Linked DNA regions of Mus musculus: regions 2, 3, 4, 5, 6 and 7 are each linked to region 1. The links are chromatin loops, found by intact Hi-C in ENCODE. Cell type or tissue: heart. All regions are shown on one strand. Region 1 overlaps Arid5b (AT rich interactive domain 5B (MRF1-like)). Region 2 has its middle 54 kb from the start of Zfp365. Region 3 has its middle 82 kb from the start of Rtkn2. Region 4 overlaps Rtkn2 (rhotekin 2). Region 5 overlaps Rtkn2 (rhotekin 2). Region 6 has its middle 41 kb from the start of Zfp365. Region 7 overlaps Rtkn2 (rhotekin 2).

Evidence for each region. A loop is a pair of places that touch in the nucleus more often than their neighbours do. Peaks named below come from ENCODE experiments on the same cell type or tissue, not always from the same donor. Only the 100,000 strongest peaks of a DNase experiment are listed, where the experiment ranks them.
Region 2: it touches region 1 in a loop (6-fold over the local background); 23 of 42 quality-filtered maps call a loop at or near these places.
Region 3: a loop joins it to region 1, with 2.1 times the contacts of the local background. A loop is called at or near these places in 10 of 42 quality-filtered maps.
Region 4: a loop joins it to region 1, with 6 times the contacts of the local background. A loop is called at or near these places in 24 of 42 quality-filtered maps.
Region 5: a loop joins it to region 1, with 5 times the contacts of the local background. A loop is called at or near these places in 24 of 42 quality-filtered maps.
Region 6: it touches region 1 in a loop (8-fold over the local background); 23 of 42 quality-filtered maps call a loop at or near these places.
Region 7: a loop joins it to region 1, with 2.5 times the contacts of the local background. A loop is called at or near these places in 10 of 42 quality-filtered maps.

Annotation. Positions count from the first base shown.
Region 1 is chr10:68,146,210-68,150,209 of GRCm38, forward strand. The region is part of intron 4 of Arid5b (AT rich interactive domain 5B (MRF1-like)); the gene reads right to left. Among named protein-coding and RNA genes, the nearest start is that of Gm51770, 2.9 kb to the right of the region's middle. In heart, no CTCF peak of the experiment used is centred here; DNase peaks (open chromatin) are centred at 852 and 1,672; H3K27ac peaks cover 721 bases.
Region 2 is chr10:67,857,011-67,861,010 of GRCm38, forward strand. No RefSeq gene overlaps it. Among named protein-coding and RNA genes, the nearest start is that of Zfp365, 54 kb to the right of the region's middle. In heart, a CTCF peak has its summit at 2,079 (motif pointing left); no DNase peak of the experiment used is centred here.
Region 3 is chr10:68,059,135-68,063,134 of GRCm38, forward strand. No RefSeq gene overlaps it. Among named protein-coding and RNA genes, the nearest start is that of Rtkn2, 82 kb to the left of the region's middle. In heart, no CTCF peak of the experiment used is centred here; a DNase peak (open chromatin) is centred at 1,987.
Region 4 is chr10:67,994,861-67,998,860 of GRCm38, forward strand. Rtkn2 (rhotekin 2) reads left to right here. Exons shown (of 12, transcript NM_001359319.1): 3 at 2,705-2,763. Among named protein-coding and RNA genes, the nearest start is that of Rtkn2, 17 kb to the left of the region's middle. In heart, CTCF peaks have their summits at 1,548 (motif pointing left), 3,439 (motif pointing right) and 3,641; a DNase peak (open chromatin) is centred at 3,511; H3K4me3 peaks cover 465 bases; H3K27ac peaks cover 547 bases.
Region 5 is chr10:67,999,949-68,003,948 of GRCm38, forward strand. Rtkn2 (rhotekin 2) reads left to right here. Exons shown (of 12, transcript NM_001359319.1): 4 at 1,976-2,029; 5 at 3,256-3,373. Among named protein-coding and RNA genes, the nearest start is that of Rtkn2, 22 kb to the left of the region's middle. In heart, a CTCF peak has its summit at 1,739 (motif pointing left); no DNase peak of the experiment used is centred here.
Region 6 is chr10:67,870,093-67,874,092 of GRCm38, forward strand. No RefSeq gene overlaps it. Among named protein-coding and RNA genes, the nearest start is that of Zfp365, 41 kb to the right of the region's middle. In heart, a CTCF peak has its summit at 1,905 (motif pointing right); no DNase peak of the experiment used is centred here.
Region 7 is chr10:68,041,248-68,045,247 of GRCm38, forward strand. It overlaps Rtkn2 (rhotekin 2), which reads left to right. Exons shown (of 12, transcript NM_001359319.1): 12 at 132-2,617. The coding sequence ends at 670. Among named protein-coding and RNA genes, the nearest start is that of Rtkn2, 64 kb to the left of the region's middle. In heart, a CTCF peak has its summit at 2,387 (motif pointing right); no DNase peak of the experiment used is centred here.

The sequences.
Region 1 (4,000 bases):
AATAAATATAATAAAAGACCGTCGGACATTGTTCTGATAGTGGCTATCTAAAACCAGGTCGGCCTAGTATCTCGCCCTTCTACGTAACCAATCACAGGGTCTGAAATGAGAGTCCATTCCCTCTGACTCCTCAGCTTTGGTTTCTCTGACAGTGGCCGCGCAGAACTGTAGCTAGCAACGAATCAAAAGCTACGCCCCTCCTGGACTGAACTGCTTCCTTTTATTTTAAAATGACCCTAACACACGAGAGCGGTAGTGGTGGCTACGGAAATAAATCCAGGTTAGGCAGCGAGAGGAGCCTCTAAAACACCTAAGGCTTTATGCTGAGGGATGAGCAAGATCACAGTAGGATCAACACAACACAAGATGGATATTTTACTGCAGGATACTTAGAAGGTGATCATTTTAAATGACATGTTTGTGATGGATTCAGCCTGCAGTGAAACACCCTGACTATGTGCCCCTGGGATATTGGTGATAGCCATAGAGGTTTTTGTCTTTCTCCCAAGCTCTTTTATAGCACATGGTATACATATTTTGGCCTCCAACCTTATAAACTCATGTCCAACTGCCAGTAGACAGTTATCTAACACATGGGGTCACCACAAAAAAGACTCCTTATTTGGGTAAAAGTCCTTGTCTGCCCCGGTATCTCTGTATTTCCTCTCAGAAGAAATTTATTTGGATTATTTACTGTTCAGGATACCCAGAGGCTTCAAGTGTGGCGATTGAAAGGCCAAGAAATAAAATCCTTAGCAAGTTAAAACACATAGCTTGTTATTAGAACCATTTCTGGCTTTGTTAGAAAACTCTCTATTGCCCTCTTGTGGTATATCAGGGTGATGCGCAGGGATGACCACAAAAACCTCAGGAACTAACAAGAAAGTTTACTCAAATACAGGTAAGGCACTGATCTCTGAGGGAGAGACACAAGTGTGAACCACAACGTTAGGCTGTTTTTATATGTACCATAATTTACATTTAGTAGGCCTCCTTCACGATGTCAGGTGCTGTGAGGTCAGGCTGGTGGGGCCTTTATATGGAAGTTTAGAACAATGTATTTCAGGAACATAACGGAGTCACTGTATCTATGGCCATAGCTGTTATAATTTGTAGTCAATTGAGTTTAACGAATTTTATAACTGTTAAAAAAATCATGCCCACATTTTAAAAGTTCCTTCATAACCAAAAATAGGCTGATACTCCAACTGGTTTGGAATTACAGGAACCGAGGAAAGATGTCTTGAATAACTCCCTAATATGGAAGAAAAACCACTAAATACAAAAAGGGCCAGTTCATTTGTTTCTAACAATAGGCAGTATAGAGAAAGTTGGAATTTATAAGACCAAGGAAAGGAATAGGCTGCATCATTCCATGTTTAACAGTAATAATAATAATAATAATAATAATGATGATTTCTAAAATCTAGCTTCCAAATTCAATAATCAATTATGCAATTTGGTGTTTAATTTGGTTTTAAAATTGTATTTCCAATCTCTGCTTTGTGATTTTGGATAATTTCTTGCTGTATGGGCCTGTCCCCCCCCCCCCCCCAAAGCAAACAAACTTGGAATTAAAACAAACCCTGAGCGGCTAAAAGAGCTGAGGGATCCAAAACTGCAGAGCCCGGGACACAAAAGAGCAAGGCCTCTGTCCTCCGATTTCCAGCCAAAGCACCAAGCACCGGCCCTCCAAGTCTTTTTAAATAGAGCTGCTTCCCCGCCCAGCATGAACCCAAATGTTCTGTAATTCTAAGATGGTTTTAGGAACAGATTTATCTTGACTTGGCCTCAACTCCAGTTTTTGTAGCAACAGTTGTTTGGTTTTCGTCTTTGAATTGACAAAGTCCTTAAAGTAACTCTACTATAAAATTAAACAGCTGTGCCTTCTTTAGCCAAACATGACTGCTGTCTTATTTCTGTGTGTGCTGTGGTACGAGCTGAACATGCTCTTTCTTCTGTGTCCTCTCACTAAAAAGAAAATTCCAAAAGGAATTCTCTAGTGAGCCTTGCTTCTCTTTTAAAGATAATAATAATAACAATAACAGCAATAATAGTAATAAATAGAGGGGTGGTATTTGCTGGCCTCTGATGCGCATCTATTTGTGAGCACAGGCGTTTACACACAGGGCTCTTGCTCAAAGGGCTTTTGTTTAATTCCTATTATGATAGGAAATATGACACGCTGCCCCCCAGTAGAATAACAAGCTTGTGTGGCAGAAAGACAGACATGACTGCTGCTCTTGCAGATGGGAAGAGTGAACAGCTTTAAATGGTGGCAGGGAAAGCAAAGAAACGTTCACAGAGGCCACGATTAAATTTAGAATTTGACTCCTGGCCCAGGTCTTGAACCAGAACCATGTGAAGGCTCTCATTCTTTGGGATCAACAGAAGGAACAATTTGAAAACATTCTTTTGGCATTCTTAAGCATTGCTTTGGGCTCAGGGAAGTGAGGGTAGGGGCGGGGCCTGGACACAATACAAAGCTTCTAGGTGCCACACCTTGCCACATAGCTCCAGGTATAGACAACTAGATCTAGGCTGCCTGTGTTCTAGGAGCTCACAGAGGCTAGAGTTAATTGAGAACTGACACTTGGCACGGGGGCTCGAACCAGAACCACGGGAGAGCTGTCATTCTTTGGGACCAATAGAACAATTTGTTCTAGGTTTGAGGGTTCTTGTAAACCTTGCTCTAAAATGCAGAGAGAGACCTGGTAAGACATGAAGTATGGGGAGCCACGCTTGACAGACCAACTGGTAACAGAAGACCATGGTGAGGAGCTAGAATATTGATAGCTCTGTGACTGCTGAGTTCTTCTGGGTAATTTACAGAGCACCTCCATTCCACAGCTTCAAGAGCCGGGGAGATCGTTCAGGTTGTAAGGGGTTTGCCATATAAGCACAGAGGCCTGAGTTTAGATCTCTGGAAATCAGTCAAAAAGTAGGGTGTAGTCGTTGTAGACCTGACCCACCCTGCAATCCTTCGGTCACTTCTCCAGATGTGTGGGGGTGCCTTTGTCCACAGACACTCTCTCGGGTTTCTTGTACCCATCACGTATTGTCTGTCTCAGCAGACTCTTAAAGAGATGGTAGGTGCTTGATGTACGGTGATAGAACTCGCAGAACTCTGTATTGAGTTTTGAAACCAGTGCCTGTCACTTAATATGAGATTTAGTAAATTCTTTACTATTTTTGTGTGCATATGTGTGTGTGTGTGTGTGTGTGTATGTTGTGGGTTCAAGTTCCACCTTGTGTCGGGACTCGAATCCACAAATGTGTGTGTTTATGTGTGTGAGTGTGTATATGTGTGTGTGTGTGTGTGTGCCCTCATAGGCCAGAAGGTGCCATTGGGATCCTTTGGAGTTGGTTGTTAGCCAGTAATGGGTGCTGGGAACTGAACTCAGGTCCTCTGCAAGAGCAGAAAGGACCTTTAAACCACACAATCATCTTTCCATTCCCTCAGCATAGAGCGAGGCTTTGTTAAACTGCATAGATTGCTGGCTCCGCTGGGGCAAACATATACCTCTAGAGAGGGAAGGGTGGCTGGTCTACCCCTTATCTTTGTGCCTACAGCATTTTCCCTCAATCAAGATCACCATTAATTAGGGGAAGTGGGAGTAGCATCTACATAGATACCTATTGGTCTAGCGAGCCTGAAGCCCAAGAAAAGCCAGAACACCAAAGGAAAGCAAAATGTTTTCATAGGGGAGATGTTATACCAGGAGGGCTTTTAAAGACCTCCATCCCTACAAAACTGCATTAAAAAAAAAATCTTGCGGATGCTAATCTGGGCCCATTGATAACATAGAAATGAAATTGAATTTCCAATAAAGATTTTGAAAACAGCGATCAATAAAATAGGAGACTAATCTGCAGTTAAAAGTTCCCAGTAATGGGGATAGTCTAGAGATTTCCTAAATAATGCTTTTATCTTGATTGCAAAATAATCCCCTGTCACAAAAAAAAAAAAAAAAAAAAAAAAAAAAACAAGGCGAATCAA
Region 2 (4,000 bases), 290 kb before region 1:
TTTATTTTGGCGCATAGTTCCAAGATGTAGTTCATCCGGATGGAAAAGGTATGTGGCAGAAGCCGGAGGCATCCACAGTCATAAGGAAGAGAGTGATGAATGCTGGCTTTCTCCTTTGTATGTAATCCAGGACGCAGACCTATGGAATGATGCCACCCACGGTGGGCGGATCCTTCCACCCCAGTTAACCTGATATAGAAAATCCCTCACAGATGTGTCTAAGGTTTTGTCTGCCAGGTGCTTCGAGATGTCATCCCATTGACAATAGAGATTAGCTATCCCAGGTGTCAAGGAGATGGAGGAATTCTCTCTGGGGCAGAGCTTTGAGCCGGTGTGCACAAGTTGTGAGGGGTATGACGTGTTGGGTGCCGAGGGAGCAACTGGCTTGCTTGTTGGGAAAACAGAGATAAGTCTGATTTGCTGTGTTTGCTATGATGAGGTCAGACTATTCAATGGTGTTGTGCAAATTCTTGAGCTTCTTGCAGCCAAACAGATCACTTCCTAGGTATAGCATGCTGGTAAGATGTTCGTCCAACTCTAGTTACTGTAGCCAGCGTTTTCCTCCTTCCTACACAGAGAATCCATCTGTGTCCCAGTACAGAGTCAGTCTGCCTTTGCCACAGAGGGTCGGACACAGCCTAGCTGATCTCTGCAAAAAAGGCGAGCACATTTCTTCATGGAATTGGGGCTGCTGCCAGTATGAGACGACTCAGCCTTGCCTTTGTGTCAAAGGAGCCAGGTTCCTGCCAAGAAGAGACTCTGGGAGCAATCTGTGCCCAGAGAAGACAAGGGACATGCAAGTGTAGAAAGCCAGCTAAATCTTTATTAACTTGTAAAACAATCCATGATGCCAAGGTCTTGGGAAGGGGCATACACAGAGAGCATCAGAGAAAAGTAGCCAGAGATACTCCAAGGGTTGGAACCCGAACTGATTTGCCTTTGTGTCTAAGTACCCAAACCTTTTAGGATAAACATTAGTCTTGGTTTCTGTTTAGTTACTTGATACCAGTCAGTTTTTAAAAGGTTTGTCTTCTTTATTATCCAAGAAAATATTTTCCCTACTTAAGATTATTTTTTCTTTTTATTAAAGTGAAACAGCTTGTTTCCTCAAAGAAATGTGTTTGCGTAAAAAGGCATGATGTCAGAGACTGAATCACGGATATTATTTTCCACCTAACATATATGAAATGTAGGCTTTGCAAGGTACAAGGCAGAAGTTCAGAAGTATATAGAACTGTGGATTCCTGGGCACTTGAAAAGGTTCAGACTCATCGTCTTGGAGCAGGGACTGGGAACCTGGTTTTAGCAGAGGTCTTATCCTTGTGCAAGCTTCAGTCCACGCTTAGAATCCCTAGTATCCATGAGTAAAGCAACGTTTCTATCCCAAGGGATCCACAATTCTCTGCATCCTAACTGTGGAGAAGCTGGGTGTACTTCCCGACTTCCGACTTCCGACTTCCTGCTTCCTGCTTCCTGCTTCCTCTCTCCTCCCTCGTATTTATGAGTCGTGTATACAGTCTGTGCGAGACGCTTAACTGACAGGTAGACACACGAAAAGGAAGATGTCTGCCCTCTGAGAACATGTCCGTGGAGATCATCACCATCACTGAAGGTAGCTGAAGGTCACCTCTGGTGGATGTGCATTCTGTGCGACGGAGCCAGGTCTCTTCAGGTCCCCATCTGGATTCCACTGTCCTCTAGATCAGTCAATGAGTTTAGTTACAAGAATTCCTTTTGGTGGGGGACACAAAAGGGAGACAGAGACAGAGAGACAGAGAGCACTTTTCTAACAACACAGGACAGAGTTCTGAAGGGTCAAAATTCAAAATGAGACACCGTTTTCGATCCACTGTAATATCTATATTGAGTTGGATAAAACATACTCAGGTTTCAGGACAGTAGATGAACTTATCAATGGCAAAAATAATAAAAGCATTAAGTAAATGGCATGAGCTGTAAGAAGCGGGAACATGGCTGTTCAAGCTCATTCAAAGTGCATCAATGGAAGTAGCCAGGAGAGATGAAATTGCTTGAGCCGATTCATTGTCGGCCCACGCCCTCTAGTGGTGAAAAGGAGACTTACCACGGCTCTGCATTGAGGGCATTTCCAAAGTAAGCAAAGTCAAGTGCTATATAAGCTTTCTATGGCTCCTAATCCCACAAGCTGTGCACAGAACACGCTGCTACATGTACATACTAACAAACACACATGATGAATGCTAGCCTACAAATACCCACAAATGCACACGTCGTAATCTAACCACATACTAACATCGAACAAGCCCATACTAACACATACACATGAACACACATAGGAACATACTAACAAGAAGGAACACACATACTAAAATTCAAAGAACACACCCATACTAACACATGCTAACATACAACACCTGTTCACACACTAACATACACACAAATACACTCATTAATTAAAAACATGCTAATATACATAATAACACTAACATGCCCACACATATAACACTAACATGCATACTAATCACTTATTAATACATATGCATATTAACATGCACAACACACCCATACATGCACAGACACACAGTAGCACAAAGGCAAAAATATACTAACAGACACAATAACAAATACTTGGATACCAATATACTACTGTGTACTAACCACACACCAAGAAACATACATACTAGTACACACATACACTAACATATATGCTAACATATGTACCATACTAACACCAATCTACACCAATCCATACATCAAACATAAATACATGCATATTAGCACATATACATTGGCACATAAGTATGCAAATTTAGAAGAAAATGATTTACGAGTTATCCTTGGGTAATATGGCAACCTGTTAACTTTCTATAATATACAGTTAGAGCAAAATAACTCCCTCTTGATATGTGTCTGTCACCACAACTGTTCCCAGAATCCTTTACTTAAAAGCAAAAGGAAGGTGGGGTGGCACATATCTTCAACCTCAGCACTCAGGAGGAAGAGGCAGGTGGATCTCTGTGAGTTTGAAGCCAGCCTGGTCTACAGATCGAGTCTAGGACAGCCAGGGCTACATAAAGAACTCTGCCCCATACTTGAAAAGCCAAAACCCCAAACCCACCCCGCCCCCAAAAGGAAGAAGGTAGCATGGGTCTCCTTTAGAAGAACCAAATTTTCTGTTTACATTTTCACATTTACTTTATGCCAGGAAGAGGATTTACAGAGGGCAAGAAAAGCAGGGTGTCGTAGCTCAACTCTTTAAGATAAAGTCAACAAGCTGCTTCCTAAAGCAATTGAGCTTGGTGCCTTATGCTTTGAGGCTGAGGCAGGGGGATAGATAGAACTTTGAGGCCAGTGTGGGCCATGTAAGTGAGTCCCAGTTCAGCTTAGAGTACAGTGTGAGACCCTGTCTCCAAACAATTAAAGAAAGAAAGAAATGTAGGGGCAGGGGATGGGGCTTGTGGAGGAGAGTGTCCACCTGGCATGGGCTTTATCCTCAGCACCTCCTAATATTTGGTACAGAGGTGCACATCTGCAGTCCCAGCACTTGACAGGGAGCAGCAAAAGGGCAGGATCTGTGCTCATACACACAGCTGCACAGGCCCACTCAAGGGCAGCCTCAATTACATAGTAAACCCAGGGCCTCGGCTAGGCGAAACATTGTCTCTAATAAATAGATTAAACAAATGTATTTTAAAGTAGTTATATTCAGCGGAACTGCTCTTCATAATTTATCAGTTGTAAAATGACCTCAGCCATATTTCCTTATCTCTATCTATCTTGCTCCACCCCCAAACCCGATGTATACTCAAGTTTTCCCCTATGGGTACAGATTGTAGAAAGATGTAAATAGGAACAACTTTTGACATCACCGAGAGCAGAGATGGTGTTTTCTCACCTGTGCAGGTACCTGCAGCATTCGGCTCTCCTGCTCTGAGAGCTAACAGCAATGGAGCAATGGAGCAATGGAGTAAGAGGCTTCCAGGAAGAGGTTTCCCTGTGTGCCGGACCCCTTTGCAATGCC
Region 3 (4,000 bases), 87 kb before region 1:
TATCGCCCCATGTGTGTCAGACAGGGCCCAGCATCCCACTTACCAGAAAGAGCAAGGAGTACATGCTGGTTTTCAGATGAGAAGAGAAGAAAGCAGATATGCTAAGGGAGAGCCCCAAGGGGCAGAGAGAAAACACACACCTCGAACATCCCAGAGATCTTACATCCTTGACTCGAATAGGTGCCCAGCTCAAATGTGAGTTCTAAGAGACGGCCTGGTACTATGGGCTAGGGTGAGTTTCCATCGGAATCCTCTACAGCAACCATTCGGAGTCATCAGTTGCCACTGAAGTGGGGTCCATACAGCCCATTATCAAACGCAGTAAGTAAGGTTTATTCTGTGCTCTACACTTTAGGGTTGTATTAAACTAGAAATATAAAACCCATGTTTCCGGAAAATGCAAGATGCTGTATCTACATTGAGGCTGAACAAGAAGAATCACCATGGGCTACACACAGATTAATTACTATCTTCAAAGAATTACAATACTATCAAACATTCCTACCACAAAATTATGCTGAACAAAATTTAATCTTTCTGTGACTGTTCAAAAGAATTTAGGATCTTGTAATCCTCCAGGGACATTACCATTTTATAAATCGCACCAAAAAAAAAAAAATTTCTCATTATTTCTGCTCCCTGGTAGTTTGGATTCAGGAGAAATGGGAATTTACTGTAATACTTTGAGTTATTGAGTTCTGGAAGCTCACAGCACTTCAAATATACATGCATTATATCACTTATCTTGCTCATGAAATTTACAAATGGAAACAGTTAGTAATGGGTGGATTTTTAGATACAAAGTCTGTTCCTTGAAGTTCTAATGAATAATTCTTCCATTTGGCATTTCTAAACCGACACTGGCTTGCTTTTCTATTGCAGCACATAATATAATATACACATCAGCTGAAGATCAAATAGGCCTAAGGCTAGCAGCAAAGAAATTTGAACTATAATTTTATTGTATTTTAAAGTATATAGTAATCTGATTCCACATTTCAGCTCATAAATGTTCTGATGAACCTGGATGGTACAATTTCTTTTCATATCAACGAAAAACTCCAGTCTGACACCATAAAAGCCAATACATTTGCATGTACTCATGGTTTTTTATCAAACTAAAAATATTCAAACTGTACGTGGAAAAAAGACTGTTTTAATTTAAAAGATGTTTTGTTCTTGTCTTCATCCTCAAACTCAGTGTAATTGTGCTTTCTATTTATGGATTAACTGTGGCCAAATATAATATATTTAATATATAAATGACTCTTGTCACGCTTGCAAATATCTCTCTCCCTTAAAATGTAATTAGTTTCTCTCTGCTGCTAAAAAATTTAATGCACTCAAAAGCCAGGGCTTATTTCTGCATCTCCTGCTGTTTGGGGAGTATCTGTCCTCCCACTACCAAGCACAGATAATCAAACGTGAGCCTAGAGAAAAAAAAAATCCTCCATTTAGGCAACATGAATCTGTACTAAATCTGATGTAACAGATTAATACAGAGCACGAGGTACATTCAATAGGAAAATGGCATTTAAATATTAATACTAGATAAATACACTCTTGCTTCTGTCCTTGATAATTTATAAGTCATATGCTTCTAGACAGAAATAAATCATTCTTCGTTTATATCGTTGCTGGGAAACAAGCAGAAACACGGAAAGCAAGGCCCAGCTTTCCTCCTTAGTCCTGACAGGGTCCAGTTTCTACCTCATTCTCTTGCCGCCTTCATCTGTGTCCCAACTGGTGTCCGATCCTAGTCTGGTTTCTCGTATTAAATGTATATTTCTCCAACCAATATCTGAAGTGGTAATGTTCCAACAGTCCAAATGTCGATTATGAAAACAAACATTTGCTTCTCGAGCAAATGTTTTCACACAAAGGCATTTGATTCCCCGTACTGGAGCAAACAAACATTTGTTCTAGGCGCTTAAAGCAGCCAAAAGTTCCTGCTGAAACATTCTGCAGGCTGGCTGGCTTGACTCCCTGGAGCAGGACTTGGTGATGTCCGAGGGTGCCTGAGAGGCCAGTTGCCGGCCTTCGCCGCTCTTCCCAGTACACGGAGCCCACTAAGAAGCTGAAACATTTTTAAAGCACAGTTTGGAAGATAATGTGTGTTTAGTCGTGATGTCTCCATTAGAATATGTCTTAAGAATACTTCATTTGTTAGAACAAATTCAGCCTTGCACCTCGTAATCCTAGGACTGAGTTCTTTGGAAAATTCACAAAGCCATTTCACACATAAAACCACTCAGGCAATTTGGTGGTCATTATTTATGCAGCGGCCTGCAAGCACTCCCCCTACGTGACTAGTTCTGTCACTTCATTAATGTTTATGTTCTCTCTAGAGCGAGGTCGGGATTATCCTTGTGAATATATTTTATTTAAGTGTACATCCGCTTCAATGTGGAGATTTAGCTTTCACAGAAAAAAAATCCTCTTGTTTCCGTATTATTTAATGCTTTTTTGAAATGAATCAATATTTCTAGGGAAGTAATTTACTTAAATACATGTTCTTTAAGGCGCAGGGAAATTGATTCTTTACTTCTGCTCCAAAGACGTAGTATCCTAGCAACTGAGTCAAGATTGATTCTCTGGCTAGTTTTTCTAAACTGAAAATAGTTCCTAGCTCATTTAAAAACAAACCACAAAATTGTCTTAAGAGGAATGAATAAATGAATGAATGAATGAATGAATGAATGAATGCAGAAAGGGAACAGGGAGCATGCAGACCCAAGACGTCATTTCAGGAGTATTTAGAAGAACATGGGACATTTTGGGGTCTTCAGAGGAAGTTGCTGAATCTGGGGCCAGCCTGGGCTACACTGTGAGTTTTTAGGTCACTCTGGGTGAAAGGGTGAGACCCTGCCTCACAACACAAACAACCAAGGATGCTGAACTATGCTGGTTAGGTGTTTGTTTGCTTGCTTGCTTTTTGTCAACTTGACACAAGCTAGAGTCATCTGAGAAGAGAGAACTCAGCTCAGAAAATGTCTCTGTCCCCATCAGATTGCATGTAGACAAGCCTTTGGGTACCTTTTTTGGTTGATGTTTGACGAGAATGGGCTCAGCCCACTTCTCCTGGGATGTATAAGAAAGCAAAGTGAGCAAGCCATGAGGAACAAGCTTTGGTCATGGTGTTTAGCAAAAAGGTAGGAGCCCTGAAAAGGACGGACCCCTGTATTGGTTCCTTGGCTTAGGCACTGTTGAGTTGGGTCAAATACGTTAAGTGAGGAGGTAGGTGGCAGCGGCCATTTTTGTGATGGTGGACTTGACCTATATTGTGGCCAATGGCTTCCAGCAAAATAACTTCAAACAGAAGTGGGACACTGAGGGCCAGGCAGGAACCCTGCGATGCTGAGCCCCCAGCTTACCTTTAGACTGAGTCCAAGGCATGCTTTGTCCCCCACCCCCACCCCCACCATAAACGCCCAATCAGCAAAGAAGCTGAACCCAGTGGAAGGAGGGAGCCACTGGGGAGAGTGGGCCCAAGTGTCCGTGCTAGAATTGTTCAAGGGCCAAAGCTTTCAGTGATATGGAGAAGGCAGAGTTTGGTCAGTGCTGTGAGCAGGTGGGGGAGGAGCAATCAAGAAGCTATTAAAACCTCTGGAGACATTTGAATCAGTCTCTCTCACCCCACTATCCATGCTCTTAATGGTCTTAATCTTGAAGGAACTGCAGAAGGGATCCCATCTTTCTCTATTTGGGCCTGTGGTTAGAGATCTAGGGAAGCCAAGAGTTCTTTTTTTTCCCCCTTTAAAGAAATATATATATATATATATATATACACATACATACATATACATATATTATATATATATGAGTACACTGTCACTGTCTTCAGACACACCAGAAGAGGGCATCAGATTACATTACAGATGATTGTGAGCCACCACTTGGATGCTGGGAACTGAACTCAGCACCTAGAAGAGCAGTCAGTGATCCTAACCACTGAGCCATCTCTCTAGACCAAAGCCAAGAGGCCTAAGACCTCATTTGT
Region 4 (4,000 bases), 150 kb before region 1:
TCCTCTACAGCATTAACAATTATTGAACCTAAGTGGTCTTCAACTCCCCCCTCCCCCCACCCCGATCTAGTGCTATGGTCTTCCCCAAGCTTTGGGCACACTGTCTTCTCTCCCAGGCTAGCGTAACATTAGCTAATGGTCGCCCCACTCTATGGGGTGAGGTCTCCAGGAGCTGGCTTCCCCATCTTCCAAAGATTAGTGGCACTTTGGGCGGCCTCTCTGTTTTCTGGCTGTGGTGCTGGAGCAGGCTACAGGAGGCCTTGCTTTTCTTGTTGATATGAATGAAGGCTTTGGTGGGATGTGTAGAGAAAGTCTTAGATGAGGTATCACGGGAACCGGGAGTTAGACCCTGATCACATTAGCAAGTGTAATTTCTATCTAAACCTACGCTCATCCCTAGAGCCAAAACATCAATGCTCACAACATGGTGCCTGTGTTCGACATGTTAAAGAAGTCCACAGGCGCGTTAGAATTGTTACTTTATTCGGCAGCTGCGTGAGCTAACGAGATATGCCCCTTCTCCTAGGGTGGATGCAGTCGGAAGGACAGCAACTCACTAATAAGGGAAGTTGTAATTGATGAAAGAAGCCCAAAGCTTGAGTCTAGGTGTGCTACTTGCTCCATTCCACGCATGCGTGCTTCCCGCCCTCTCAGACGCAGTCCCAGAAGCCCGGTGGCCGTGGCCAGGAGGCGAGGTAGTGGGTGGGGCGCTCCCTCACGCATAGCATCCTCCTCCACACTCAGGAACTTGCATATCAGCACTGCCCTCTGTCAGCCCCCCATCCCCCACCCCAGCTGGCCCATCTCTTCTCCGCTCTTAGGTCTGAAATATTTTATTTGGCTTTGTAATAATAATAATAATAATAATAATAATAATAATAATAATAATAGTTAGAGTCACTTATAGGATTTAATTATGTGTGTCATTCAACATAATTGTGAGTTTTTAACAGAGCCGAGATAACATTGTAAGTTGGATGTGACTGCAGTCTTCACACTCCAGCCTGCTACTTTATCGCTTTATCGCTTACGGACTCTCAGTTAAAATAAGAAAGAGCCTAGCAGGGAAGTAAAAATCCTGTACTTGTAGTAGTTCTATAACGAAACGTGTATTTAAAGCCGTTGCTGAATTTATTTCCTAAATTGTAGATGGTTTGGTGTCTGTGAGGGGGGCTGACTATATCACATGTGGGATGTAATCTAGGATATCATGAAGCTATTACTACCATAGTTTTAGGGTGATTTTAAATTCTGCACTATGGATTTTTTGAGATTTAGTTTTCACCTATTTGCATAAAAGGTGGAGGGGTTTATAATCTGCCTTCAAATTACAGAATACCATTCAGAATCCTCTTGCTGTTTCATTAAGAGCAAAGTAAAATATTGTTGCCATTATGCTATTTATTGTTACAGTGCACTAATTTTGGCACAGAAATGGCTGTTTAAAAATCCCCATATGGAACAATATAAAACAGGCCAATCTGTGTTTACTCAGAACATTTTCATACAGACCTTCCAGTAAGAGAGTGGCAGGCTGGCGCCCTCTGTTGATCATTTTGTGTACCTACAGGTAATTTCCTTAATTTTGTTATGTTTGTCTTTTAGGGGTTGGTTAGAGAGTTTACTCAGTTACAGTAGAATAACAGGCCCTGGATTCAGTCCTCAGCTCTGGAAAAAAAAAAAGTCTAGCATCTATGAGTCTTACACAGTACCATAAACTGGGCTGGTTTGCATAAGATACACTGTTTCATAGCTTTGCTCTATCCTCAGGTTACAAGCAAGAATATCTCTAACTTAATAAGATGACTGTACTCAGCAGTTTTTGCACCCAAAATAATATATTTTTAAAGTATTGGGATTGAAAATAACTAAAGTTCCAGAAATTCGAGGTTTGATTTTTTTTCCCATTTTTTTAAAAAGCAGACTTACTTCTTCAAATTTTATGATCAATTAGGTTTCGATTATAGTTTGAGAATATTTTTACTTAATACCTTTGCAGGAATCTGTTCTTCCTTTGTATTATGTGGGCCCTAGAGATCAAACACAGGTCCCCAGGTTAGACCACAAGTACCCACTGACCCATCTTGCCTTCCCTGGCTGTGTTTGTGAGATAGGATCTCCCTAGGTAGCATAGGCTAGCCTTGTGTGATCTTCTGGCATAAATGGTATCTCACTTTGTTTTATGCAGTGTGAATTCCCAATTGGAGGGTTGGTGTTGGCTTCCATCTTAGAATTTTCTTGAAAATGTTTTTCTGTCCCCCCTCCCCACATTCTATTCCCTCATCTTAATGTATTGTATGTTCATTCTTTGGAGCTTACAAGAAATGAGATGCCATGCCCACCTGCACATAGGAACAAAGCATAAGGTGCTTTTGAGGGTGGGTATCTTTCAGCCATAGGAAGAGCAGCCCACAGGTTGGCTGGGTAACACCAGACTCGAAAAGCCAGCGTTGCTAATGAGCCCGAAGTACAAGTTTTGTGATAAGTTGGGCATCAGAATGTAACCAGAACACGTTATTAGGAAGTGTACTAGTTTATGTACACTCAAAAGAGGGTGTCTCTGTATCTCCCTGAAAGCTAGCTAGCTGCCGACTGAACATCCTTGGAGACAAATCCTTCACATTGGTCGTTAGTATTCATAGCTACCTCTTTATTTTAAAGCTCAGCTGTTTTCGAAAGACATGATGTGTTTTTCTCTCGGCAGGGATTCGAGTTCTGAAAATAAAGAAGGAGAATCCTGCAGAGGAAAGATCGCCCTGTCAGGTATGCTGCAGTGTGTCACTGCGGGTCCCTGAATATGTTTATAGACTGACTATTATTGCAGGCCTTGTGCATTCTGTATTTCCAGCAATCCAATGTTTAGTCTAACTATTTAATCATTATGGTCTACAATTGCATGGAACTTCATGGATTGGGGAAACTCTGTCACATGCTACACACATTGTGTGGGTTTGTCTTCTCTTCAGGCACTCGAGTGAGTGGAAGGTGTGTTCAAGTCACTTGCTTGCTGTTGAGCGTTGGAGAGCTGGGCTGCAAACCCACAAGGGTTCTCTCTCTGTCATTTCCGTTTGGAAAGGCGGTTCAAGCTGCATGTTCCATGGTGGTTTGGCCCATGTTTGGCCACTGTCACTGGGCTGGGCTCCTCATGGTTGCTCAGTGAATATCAGGTAGATGACTGGCCACTTGCAGCCGGTAAAATGCAAACTGCCCCAGCCCCACCAAGTTTTCCATTCTGCCCAATTCTTTTCCTGGCTCTGTCTTCCATTACACAAGCCACGTGATTTAGGCAGATTTTTCCCCCACTTTCTCTTGTCAACAGAGGCCTTGATTGAGACACCTGATTGGGTTGTGCAATTGTTTCATTTCCTCCATTCCCTCCCATCTTTGCCTCTGCTGGAGTGGCATTTCCTGTCAGCAGAGCGAGCAGGCACCTTGCCACTAGATGGCGCTTAGGTTGTCGGTCTCAGTTTCTCCAAAATGGTAGCCCCCCACCCCTTCCGTACCAACCCCCTGCCACTAGATGGCGCTTAGGCTGTCTCATTTCTCTAAAACGGCAGCCCCCCACCCCATCCACATCCCCGGAAGAAGTGGCATGGAGATGCCACACGATTAGCATGGCTGGCTTGCAGATATCTCATCGCGACACCCTGCAAACAGCCTTGTGGCCTGAGCTGAACCCCCAGTAATAGCTGGTGTATCCCACTGGCCAGAGCAAGGTAGAGCGCCTGCTATTGTGTCCCCTGGCCTGCTGAGGGACTATTCTCTCTCTCCATCGCTCACAGCCATGGTACTGAGTTTTATTTGACCTCACTGGCAAAATTGGAGAAATTGCCCTCAGTGTGTGTGTGTGTGTGTGTGTGTGTGTGTGTGTGTGTGTCGGGGGGGGGGGCAGGGGGAGCACCTCAGAAAATTATATGAACTTCATAAAATCCTTTTGCCTGTTTTGTGGTTATTTGCGTTCACGATCAGCCTTCCACTTGTGGCTGACGTGCCCTCAGCG
Region 5 (4,000 bases), 150 kb before region 1:
TGTCTTAGTTTGCCATAAAATGCCAGCAGAGACATTAAAAAAAAAAAAAAAGACAAAGGTGGACCACTGTAAGCTGAAACCCAGCTGATCATCTGCCAGAATGTAGAAGGTATTTCTGTCATTCGATGTTGGATCCTTTGCTGTCTGAAGACTGCACAGCCAACAGGGACACAGATGAGAAAGATCCCCTTACATGGAGTCGAGGCGAGGTATGGGGAAGAGCAGGATGGAACCCAAGCTGTGGGGAGGCCTGGGTCAGTGTCCTCCCATGAGCGCGTGAACAGTTAGAGCTTCGCCACCACAGCCAGGACAGCTGCGAGTGAGACGCACTGGCCACTGTGGAATGAAAGGAGCTAGGAGGCGGCCACTGTGGTCCAGCAAGAAGTGAGTTTGGACAGGCCATTAGCCGGGTTATAATTCAAACACAATGAAGACATCCGTATTAAAGTCACGGGTAAAATACCGGGGTCTTATTATGGTCAACATAAGTTAGGACTGGTTTGGAATTGTAGCTAACATAATGGCTGGAAAACAAAGCTATTGAAAAAATGGAACAGGCAGATTGGATACTTTGGAGGCTAACGAATGGCAGATGGAGATGACCTCAGGGGAGGGACTGAGACGCTGGAATTAAAGCATTCAATAGATCCCGACCGGATTTAGGAGAAATAAATAAAAGGCGGTAGTTTTTCTTCAAACCAGCAATGACTTGCTAGGGATGACAGTGGAAAAAGTGTCACTTACAGTAAAGCAGCAGCCCCCCCCCCCAAGCATTAAATATATAAGAAATAACCTTAATTAAAATACACGAGCAGGAGCAGGAGGCGAAGCTCCGTGGGAGGGTTCTTCCCAGCCCCTGGGCCTGACTTCTAGCCCTCAAACAAACAGAAAGCCAGGGTGAGAGCAAATGGTAAGGGTAAATCTGTAATGTGAAGATGAAATATTAAAAAGTTATTAGTTCCCTGGGCCAGTGAGGGCGCTCAACAGATAAAGGTGCTTGCTACCAACCCTCATGACCTCAGTCCTCCTGAGGCCCATGACTTCCACAAGTCGCCTCTGATCTCTGCACACAGGGAGACACAAAGTCTCTCTCTCTCTCTCTCTCTCTCTCTCTCTCTCTCTCTCTCTCTCTCTCTCTCTCTCTCTCTTCACATATGTGTGTGTGTGAGTATATATGTATGTGTGTGTGTGTGTGTGTGTATATATATATATATATATATATATATATATATATATATAATAAAACACATTCCTAAGTTGTTTTGCATAGTAAAACATTTGAGAGGGAATTTTGACCAAAATTAAAAACATTCTTAAAAAGAACCAGTGACAGTCACATGCCTCCAAAAGACAACAACCCAGCGCAGCAGGCGTCAGAAGGTGTCAGTTGATAACTGATTCAGTTCCACACATGAAGTGTTTGGCCCAGGAACAAGCATGGATGGCCTCAGAAGGGCACAGCCAATAAGGAAGTCAGCGTGACATATACGTAAAGCTAAGATAATATTTAGAAGAATGTATTCTCACTTCAGATACTTGCAAATTTCACACATATTTAATAACTTCTAACACACACACACCGCCAGAGCTGGAGAGATGGCTCAGTGGCTGAGAGTGTGTACCAATTTCCACAGGACCTGAGTTGGGTTCCCAGCATCTACATATGGCTCGGAACGACCTATATCACAGAGCCATTGGATACAGCGCCCTCTTCTGGCCTTCATGGGCATCGGTCCTGCAAGTGGTGCAGAGACATGCATGCAGGAGAAACACCCATCTGCATAAAAATAAATATTTTTAAAAATCATCTCTAAACAATAATTAGGAAATTGCTGTGTATATTTCTTTTTGTTTTTGGTGGGCCCAGTCTGTCATGGAGCTCAGAGGTTCACATCGTGGGTGAAACAAAAATTATCAAAATAATTGTTTCTTTTTCTTTTCTTTCTTTCTTTTTTTTTTTTTGCCTTCTTTATAGATATCCGAATACCATTAATGTGGAAAGACTCCGATCACTTCAGTAATAAAGAATGTACGTATAGCTTTAATTTGTATTTGGAAATGTTTCCTCGAGTGCTTAGGACACGCATTTGTGATTTCTGAGGTCAGAACTCTTTGGTTCGGAGACACATTGGTGCCATTTGGCTATAAGCATCCTGTCAGCAAACTGTCGATTTCTGACTTGGGGGACCGCACATCAGTTCCCTGATTCAGACTAAGATATGCATACCAATGAAGGGGAGTCATCAGCGATGGGAACTTGTGTGGGGGCTCAGAGTGGAGAGATGGGTAGAAAGGTAGAGCCCCCACACCCCAAAGAGGCATGGGGTGAGTCAGTAGACGTGAAATTTCTTTTTTTCTCTTATTATGTATGACTCAGGAGGTCTGAGCTTTGCTTTGCTAGATCGTTTAAGAGGGTGTAATGAAAGATTTTTAGATTGCTGTGATTTTCTCCTCCTCCCCCTCCCCCTCCTTCTCTGTTTCATTGGCTACACACAGTCTTCACAAGTCCATGTATCTCTTGGATCACGGACATTAACCTCAAATGTGCCCTAGCTGTTCAAGGCAGAGCCGGGTGACCCAGCAGCCCCTTCATTTGCCTTGTTTACCTTGATGGCTTTGTCCATATTCCAAAAGCCAAATGGTATCGGGCATAATTAGTTTTACATGAAGAATTTAAATCAGGTTAGTGTTTGTTTTTCAATTAAGACGTATAATTCACTTCACCAAGGAATGCTTGTGGGATTTGAGTCAATCTTCGAGATTACTGCAGAGAATAAACTTTCCTAAAGAGCTGCGTTTTCTCAGTAATGAGGATTTAGCCCTTTAATCACCTGGCATTTTTAAGAACGTCACCAGATTGGAGGGTCTAGCTGCTGTTGTTTGTATCCATGCCTGCCATTTGGGCGTTGGGGTTTTCACATCCTTTTTTTCCCTTACTTATTGTTTGGTGGCTGTTGATACACCTTACAAGTCATCTTTTCTTGGACATCAAAACTTGGACATCAAATGGAGTCATTTATATGTGTGGCGCTAAATTGACCGAGAGGCATAAAGTTTGCTAAGTGATCAGATTTGGCTGCAGGGATCTCTTTGGGACACCGCCGAGGGGCCCCGTGTTTATTTTCTGATGTTCCTTGGTTTGAGGTTGGGCTTGAGTGGGGTGAGGGAGTGAGTGACCTCCGAGTGTCTCACTCACACAGGTATGATTGTCCTGCTTGTGACGGCTCCTGCCGCTGTCTGCTGTCTCTCCTCTAGGCACACAGCGCTTCGCCATCTTTTGCTTATTCAGGATGGGAGCTCAGGTGTTTGACACGGACATGGTGATTGTGGACCAGACAGTCACAGATATATGTTTCGAAAATGTCACCATCTTGTAAGTAGCCTTAATCCTCAGAGGGTGAAATCTGAACTTCTGCCTCTTTTTTTTTTTTTCTTATCAGTGAAGAAAGCCTAATTACTGTCTTTTAAATTCTGATGGCCTACATCCTGGTGGGCCTTGGCTTCTTTTCAAAGCACCGGCAGCTTTAAAATGTTTAAAAGTTACCCCCTTTTTTGGATCCAGAATAAAATAGAAATCTTATAATTAATACTTAGCAAGCAGACAGTTGACTCAATGGCTCTGCTAAACTTCTTATAAATATTTATATTTCTGTCCCTACCCAAACTCTGAGTATGATAGAATTTCATTTGATGCTTGATGTAATACAGCAAATTTGGGCATAAAGCTGATTTTCTTTTCCTTCACAGGAAATTCAGTACAAAAACTAATGAGGTGGTAAAGCTTTCTTATGAACCGTTCTCTTAAGTGCTTCTGACGGTGGATTTTGGGGTGCTCTTTCTCTTATAGCGGGCTTCTCTCATGTACTCAAACAGTGTAGAACAGCTTGACCATCTTAAGGGCTCTTTTATGGGCAGGCTCATTTTATTATGGCCCATCCTACAGAGAGACAAAAACAGCTTCCTTGGGTAGCCATGGACATCATTTTTAACGAACATGAGG
Region 6 (4,000 bases), 280 kb before region 1:
GTTGAGTTTCTCTCCAGTTCTAGCCGCGACTCCTCACAGTCAACAGAACGTCTGCTTCTGCCCCTTCATTTCCGAAGACAGAGGTGGGAACGGGAGAAAAATTCATCCTCATTTCTCCCTTTGACGCAGCTAATGGCTGAAATTTCCTAAGAAGTCGGGAGGACAGCACATCGGCTGGCACTGTGCCACTAGTATTGAGAGTTCCTGAGGAAGAGGCACTATGTTAATTATTTTTACTTCCCTGTGATGTCTCTGGCAAAAGAAAAAAAAACTCTTTAAAAAAAAGATAATTTTCTTTGGTTTTGGTTTGCAGAAAATTCTAGCATGATGGGAAGGCATGGTGGAGCCTCTCATATTCTCACTAGACAGGAAGCAGAGTTGAGGGTGTTTGTGTGTGTGTGTGTGTGTGTGTGTGTGTGTGTGTGTGTGTGTAGTCATGTCTGTGTATATGTATGTATATGTACCCATGTTTATATCTGTGTGTGTGCATGTGTATGTATGTATGTGTAGCCGTGTCTGTGTGTGTGCACGTGTGTGCATGTATGTGTGTGTGCATGTGTGTAGTCCTGTCTGTGTGTATGTGTGTGTATCCATGTCTGTGTATAAGTGTGTGCATGTGTATGTAATGCATGTGTGTAGCCGCATCTGTGTGTATGTGTCTATGTGTGTATGTGTGTGTGCATGCATGTGTGCACATGTGTGTAGCCATGTCTGTGCGTATGTGTACCCATGTTTGTGTGTGTGTTAGTGGTGGGATTTAAACAATCCCCAAATCCCAAGAACCTCTCCCTAGTAGGCCACTTTTTCCAGCTGGGCTCCACCTCCACCTAAAGGTTCTAGAACCTTCTAAGATATTACCATCCATGGAAAGACTAAGTGCTGGTAGCATGTATCTGTGGGGCACATTTCATATTCAAGTGAAAGCACACTATCGGCTTTTACCATAATGCAAACTTTGCGTGTGTATTTAGCCACACAATAACCTCGGAGAATTTAGGAATAATTGCCAGGAATTATTGTTAATTACCTGATTAACAACAGCTAAATAAATGTGATTTTTTTCTTTCTTTTTTTGGCTTCTTTTCTTCCTTCCTTCCTTCCTTTCTTCTTTCCTCCCTCCCTCCCTCCCCCCACCCTCCCTCTCTCTCTCCCCTTTCTGTCTCTCTCTCTCTTTCTCTCTTTTTTCTTTTTCGAGACAAATTCTTACTCTGCAGCTTTGAGTGAGCTGGAACTCACTATTTAGATCAGGTTGTCCTTGAACTCGGATCTACCTGCCTCCCCCATCACTGAGATTAAAGTTGTGTGCCACCATGCCTGGCTTTTGTTTATTTTCTAATTGATTCAAAGGTTTAAAAATGTCCTCCAAAGACCTTTTCTTTATTATAATTGTTGTTCTTGCTGTTGTGTATGCATGCATGATACATGTGCAGTGCCCAGGTACCAAGGCAAAACTGTGGATACCAGAGGACAGTTTATGGGAATCCATTCTTTCTTTCCATCGTGTGGGTCCCAGAATCTAATTCAGGTCTTCAAGCTTTGTGGCAAGCATCTTTGGGATATCTCATTGGCATCGATAGTTCAGTTTTTAGCACATCAAAATCACCTTTCGGACCTTCAAGTGGAAATGCTAGGCTGTAGTCTGTAGCATTTTGGGAAAAGGCTGTCCCTGCAGTGAGCCAAGATTGAGATTCAGATCTTTACTGTCAGACAAGCACATGAGGCAGCAGTGGCCAGCGTCCCCACTTATTACACTTATTGCTCTCAGGTCCACTTACAAGACTGGGAAGCTTCCTGCAAAAACCCAAAGACATCCCTACCTAAGAAGGGTTGACACCCAGAGAGAGGCATTTGCAATTAGAGACAGTAGTCATTTAGGACCAGAGCAGTTCCTAACAGTAGAGGGCAGCACCGTGCATCTGTGGTTCCACTCAGCCACTGCTCTGCCACTGTTCACTGGTGGCTTCACCTGCAGTTGTGGACATTGACACTAGGGTAAACAGAAATGCTATCAATTAGGGCTTTTCCCAGCACACCCCCAAGCCTACTGTTAAAAATGTAGCAAGTAGTTAGGAGAATCCCATAAAGGACACTTGTAGGAGAGATGGCCTGTGTGGGGAGACACTTGTAGGAGAGATGGCCTGTGTGGGGGGCATTGCTTGAGAGACTTTCTTAACATCAACCTGGTACTGAGCTCCTATCTGGGCATAAGTTGGGCTGGAATGGGAGACATATTTCTTTGAGCACCTATCTATGTCCGGAATACCTTTAAAGGGCTCAAATTCCACTCTCTATAATACCAGTATTGAGAGGCCGTAGCCAAAGCCACATGAAACAAACATTAGCCTTCATGTCTTAACATATTTCTTCCTTTATCTATCCTAAAAAATTCCAAGCAAGTTAGTAGTTGCATATGATTCACATATACTGAAGACAAGGTAAAATACGGGACAGAAACACATTCTCTGAGCTCCTTCTTGCAATAGAAGATGAGTAATGCAGACTCCAAACTGCTCATTGTGGAGAGAATAGGAGACTATCAGGAGTGCGCAGCCCTAAGTGCAATTGATCAGTGTCACATCTCTCCCCACACCTCAGGGATCAACTCTGAGGAGAAGGTGGAGCCAGAGGTATCGTAGCTGGATACAAAGAAACAATGTTTTCCTGGGCATGAAAGGGCAATCACACATATAAACTCACTGTGGTTGGGACAGCAAGCTCAAGGCAGACAAAAATTTCAGGATAGAGGTCAAAGATAAGCATGAAATTCCCTAGCCAAGAACCTATTGGTAATTTGATGGCTTCTGCGAGAGGGAAGTCAGGGTTTCCTTAGGGGTGTTGCCCCCTGGTAGATGGATCACAATGGGGGGGGGTAATATATACACGCCCAAGCATGTTTTGGCAGTATAAATTGGATTCCATGGGTTTACTACTATTATTTTTGTAGGGACATAATTTAGGTAGCTATAGAGACAGGGCTAGATCTGAGAGTAGATCAGAAAGGAAGTGAATACGATCCTATCAGGTTGTATGAAATTCTCCAAGATTTAATGAAAATACTTTTAAAAGAGAAGAAAAATAAGTTTCTCTGAATAGGCCTGTGATTCAGCTCCAATGTCTCCACATTCCTTCATTTCCATTATTTGGGAATATTGTCTTTCATATTTAGATAAAACGAAAGATGGAAATATATTCATTTCCTCTCTCATTTCTGTGACCAAATACCTGACAAGAAGTAATTTAAGGAACTTATTTCCTCTCACAATTTCACAGTGAGGAAGGTGGGGCAGCCGGGACTCAATGGCAGAGGGTAGCAGCGCATCTTGTTCTATCTTGGCAGGTCCAGTGGCAGAGACCGGAGTAGTACTGGGCTATTTCTTCAATTGCACTCTTCAGAGACCCGCTTTCTTCCGTCTGTTTCCCTTTCCTAACTATTCCACAACCTCCTCCTCACCGTGCACCTCCAGCTTTGAAGCCTCTGTTATGGTTTAAATGGGAAGTATCCCCACATTCAGCCACGAATGAGGGGGGGGGAGCAAGGAGGAGGAAAAGGAAAAGGAAGGAGAAGAAGGAAAGGAGGAGGAGGGGAGGAGGAAGAGGAGGAGGAAGAGGAAGAGGGAGGGAGGGAGGGAGGGTCCAGAGACAGCTGAAGAATTTGGTTATGGAGTTACAAGAATAAAAAGTCAAATATAGGTTTTAATGTATGGAGAGGGAGCTATCCATATTGATTGATTGTGGACAAGTTATTGTAACATCAGAATGGAAAGCTATCATAACACGATGAGAAGTGTGTGCATAGATGTATGGAGGTATGTGTATAGAGGTCAGAGGGCAAAGGTGAGTGCCATTTCTCAGACACTGCCCATCCTTGGATTGGAGGCAAGTTCCCACAATAGCTGGGAATTCACAGTGTAGGCTAAGCTGGGTCACAGAGCCCCATTGTCTGCCTGTCTCTATCCACCCAGCCCTGGGATCACAAGTGCATGCTACCACACCTGGACTC
Region 7 (4,000 bases), 100 kb before region 1:
CATCCTGTTCCCAGGTTTTTAATGGTCATTATAGGTAGAATATTGATTAGGAAAAATAAGAGCTTATTTGGATAAAGTACATATGACCGTTTGATTTTTTTCCATAAAGTTTCTTCTTATAATTACTACAGGCATCGATTCACCCGTGAAACTGGAAAGTGTAACAGACATAATACAAAAGAAAATCGGAGAGACCAACCGACAGTTCCTCATTGGTCGGGATGACCAATCCGCAGCACCCCCGTGGGCCGCTGTCTTTGATGGCAATCACGAAATGGTCATAGAGAAGAAAGTGTTGTCCCCAATAGGCGAACCGGCTCCGGATGGAAAAAGAAAAAAGAGGCGAGCCCCACTCCCTCCTACCGATCAGCCGCCCTTCTGCATAAAAACCCAGGGTAGAGCGAATCAGTCCAAGGACAGCGCAACCCAGGCTGGGGTCTCTGGAGCCTCATCTTCGCCTTCGGATCCCAGACTGTCGCCGCCTACGCATCATCTCCAGAAACCTGTGGCAGCCCCTCGCAAACTTCTCCCTGCCAGGAAGAACAGTTCAGCGGACATTGGGCACACGGACACTAAAACCAGCCTTGATGCGAAGCCAGTGCCAGTTCCAAGGCAGAAATCCATCAGAGACATTCTGGACCCACGATCTTGGCTCCAAGCACAAGTATAGGAAGCCGGGACTATGTAAATCCAGCTGTAAGGCTCTGGTCAGAGGCATTCTATGGGTAATGTTATGTAATTGTATAGGTAAAGGCCAGAGCAGTTTCCAGAAGCCATTAATAAGCTGTTAGGTACAGAAAAGCACCTTTAAGTAGAGAATTAGATTTCTCCTTTCCAGAATAGAAATGATCCTCCCCTCCCCGGAGCAAAAGAGGCAGTTTCTAGACAGTAGCCTACTTTTTGGAAGGGTTAATTTACTCCTAATTTAGTAGCAGGCAGTGAACAGACAGAAGGCAGAGGAAAGCATTGTTTTTTTGTTTTTTGTTTTTTTTTTTTGAGAGTGAGTTTAGTAATGTAGAATGTGTTCAATACAAGCCGTATTCTCATTGTGAGAATTGTAATACTTAATAGAATATTTCAGAGTTTTTGTTTAAACCACAAATTACAGAATCCACCCAAGAAAATGTTTCCCCTCCGCTTCCTGGAATTGGCATCTAAGGGTCCTCTGGCTTCTCCTCTGTTGTTTAACTCAATGGTCTCTAGGGTTGATCTTTTCAATTCCTGGTATAAAGTCTTCGAATATTAAAAACTCTTTGTCTTTAAAGGGAATTTGTAATCTGCTATTCAAATTCATTTCCTTGATGAGCCCTGAAATCCTGTGGACTTGGCTGCTCATCAGCAAGGAGCATGCTTCTTGGTGAGTGAAGTGGCAATGAGATGTCCCCCCATTGCTGGGCTTCCTGTATGATGTTAATCTCCATCATGGCCTCTGGAGTTCAGGGAGACAAGTAGCCAATTAATGCCTTTAAATTTTTACTTAATACTTATTTTAAAAGCAGATGGCAGATTCAAAATTTATCAGGAAGGTTTGACCGCAGTAATTTTCAGAATTAATCCTTTTTCAATTTTTTAATTAGATTTTCTTTTTTTTGAGTGAGGGCTGATGTCGGTTATTGATATTGCCCGTTAAAAGTCATATTCATTCAGTAATCACATTGGCGTCATTTCCATAGAAGGTAATTTCCATGGCAACTAATCACAGTGACCCAAACAGGATTATAAATTGAATAGGGGGGATAACTAGCAAGAGAATGAATATCTTAAGTGGACAAAAAGAAAAACCCACTTTTTATAATAACCCCTTTTGTAAACAAGAACAGCGGAACGGTTTTAAAATGTCATCATAATTTCCAAGCAAAACTTCCCAGAGGGTATTAAAACAGTCCTGAACAGACCAGGACCTCCCAAGCCCTAACGGGCACCACAAACCATCACACTGAAGGAAGGAGGCTCCAGGCTGCTGAGCTCTGTCCATCTGGATGGGAACTACATCTGTGTAAAGTGGCCAACAAAGGTATTGATCGGACCAACCCATTCATCGCTTTTAGGGGATAGTTTGTCTGTTTTGTCTTGTTTTTGTTTCTCATTTCTGCACAGTGCTCCTCTAACTAACAGGTAATATGTACACTATTGCTTGCCCAGGACCCCCAGTAAAAAAGGGGAACCCGAGAGCAGCGACAAAGGGCCCTCTGTGAAGGCAGAAGGCAGAAGCTGTGTGGAGACTCCTACAGCCATGGAAACTTGAAGAATAGGTGGCCGTGGTTTTGTTTTTGTTTTAATCTAACAGGGTCTCAAAAGTTTTGGTGGTAATTGCCATTTCTTTCTTTTTAATACTTACTTTATGTATTTAAGTACACCATAGCTGTCTTCAGACACACCAGAAGAGGGCATCAGATCCCATTACAGATGGTCATGAGCCACCATGTGGTTGTTGGGAACTGAACTCAGCACCTCTGGAAGAGCAAGTCCTGAGCCATCTCTCCAGCCCCAGTAAAGTTGTATTTTTTGCTTGAAAATGCCTCTGTTAGCCCTCACCGATATCTTCAACAATGCCCATGAACTTTTGATGCAACCTCTTTTTTTTTTTTTTTTTTTTTAATTAAAAGATGCTGCTGGCAAAATTGCTTCTGATTCCTGGCACCCAAGTGCCCCCGTCCCTCCCCGCTGTGCCCCTCACTTACTGTGTTCCTCTATTGCAGGCCGGGATTTAAATTCACCAGCCACTTCTGATTTCGTGTGCAAGTTGCCGCTGGAAGAATTTAGGGTGTGTGTGTGTGTGTGTGTGTGTGTGTGTGTGTGTGTGTGTATGTATGTATGTGTTCCTGGAGACACTCTGGAGGAGTTGTGTTCTCAGAGGGCAGCTTTGCACCAGGTCTGAAACCAGCCTCCTTCCCAGAGCCTCATGGTGAGTGAAGCTCTGCCCAACCCCCACCAGTTCCTGGAGGTTCCTCTCTGTATCACTCTGCTCATCAAATGCTAGGTCACGCCCACCCCGCACAACAAAAGAAGTTAGGACAGGCTTGTCCTTCTCTCTCTTACTCCCCTCCTTCTAACCCTTTCCACCTTCCTTCCCTCTTGTCTCACGTTCCTTCACAACTTAAAAATATCCGGAGATACTGACTTAAAAGCTTCCAAGGAATTTTTAAGAAGTTTTCCCTCATTTGCTGAACTAGAACGCAGAGCGGAGGGATGCGTGATAGGAAAGGTGAGGCAGCTTTGTGTGAGCAGGTCGTCCTCCAGTGTCCTTCCGAATCATTTCTTCGCTAACAGATCTTGATAACATTTAAAATTGGAGAAACTTAATAGAAAAAAATCCCAGATATTTCATATTAAGGTGCTTTCCATGACGGAGAGATAACGTCTCTGGCAGTTGCACTTACACCTCTAGGTCTGTGCTATAAATTACAAACAGCAATTTCCTTATTTTGACATCTTTCGAAGAGAAAGAACACCCTTTTAAACGTAAATACACACTTCTCAAGCTAAAATCCATCCGAAACACCAAGCACGGCCCGCGCTTGCTGATTTCACAGGTTTTTAACTGTCTGCACTGTTCCACACACAACTTTCAAGCAGATATGGCTGTGTGTAGAAAACCACACATTCCTTATCAATATTTGTCTCTGCCTTTTAGGAGAAAATCTCCCTCACTTAGCACTGTTCATTAAAAATCAATAGGAACGGTCTCTTAGAGACCACCGGTGCAAGGTAGGTAGGCAATGCTGGCAAGTCTTCCCTTTAGATACCTCGGCCACCTACTGTGAAGTTAATTAATTCAGTCCAAATTGAAATTATAGGGGCATTTGGAGTAGTTTGTGTTCAATGCCATTTAAATGCAATCGCCTGTGCAACTCAGCAGGGGCAGCCATGTTAGAGATGCTGCAGATGCCTGGAGCAAGGGGGGAAGAAAGAGGCTTCTTGCAGTGAATTGTATCTCCGAGCCAGAACTTTCCGGAACTCATTGGTTCGTTCAAGAGTGCGTTGGTGGGTAGCAGTTAAG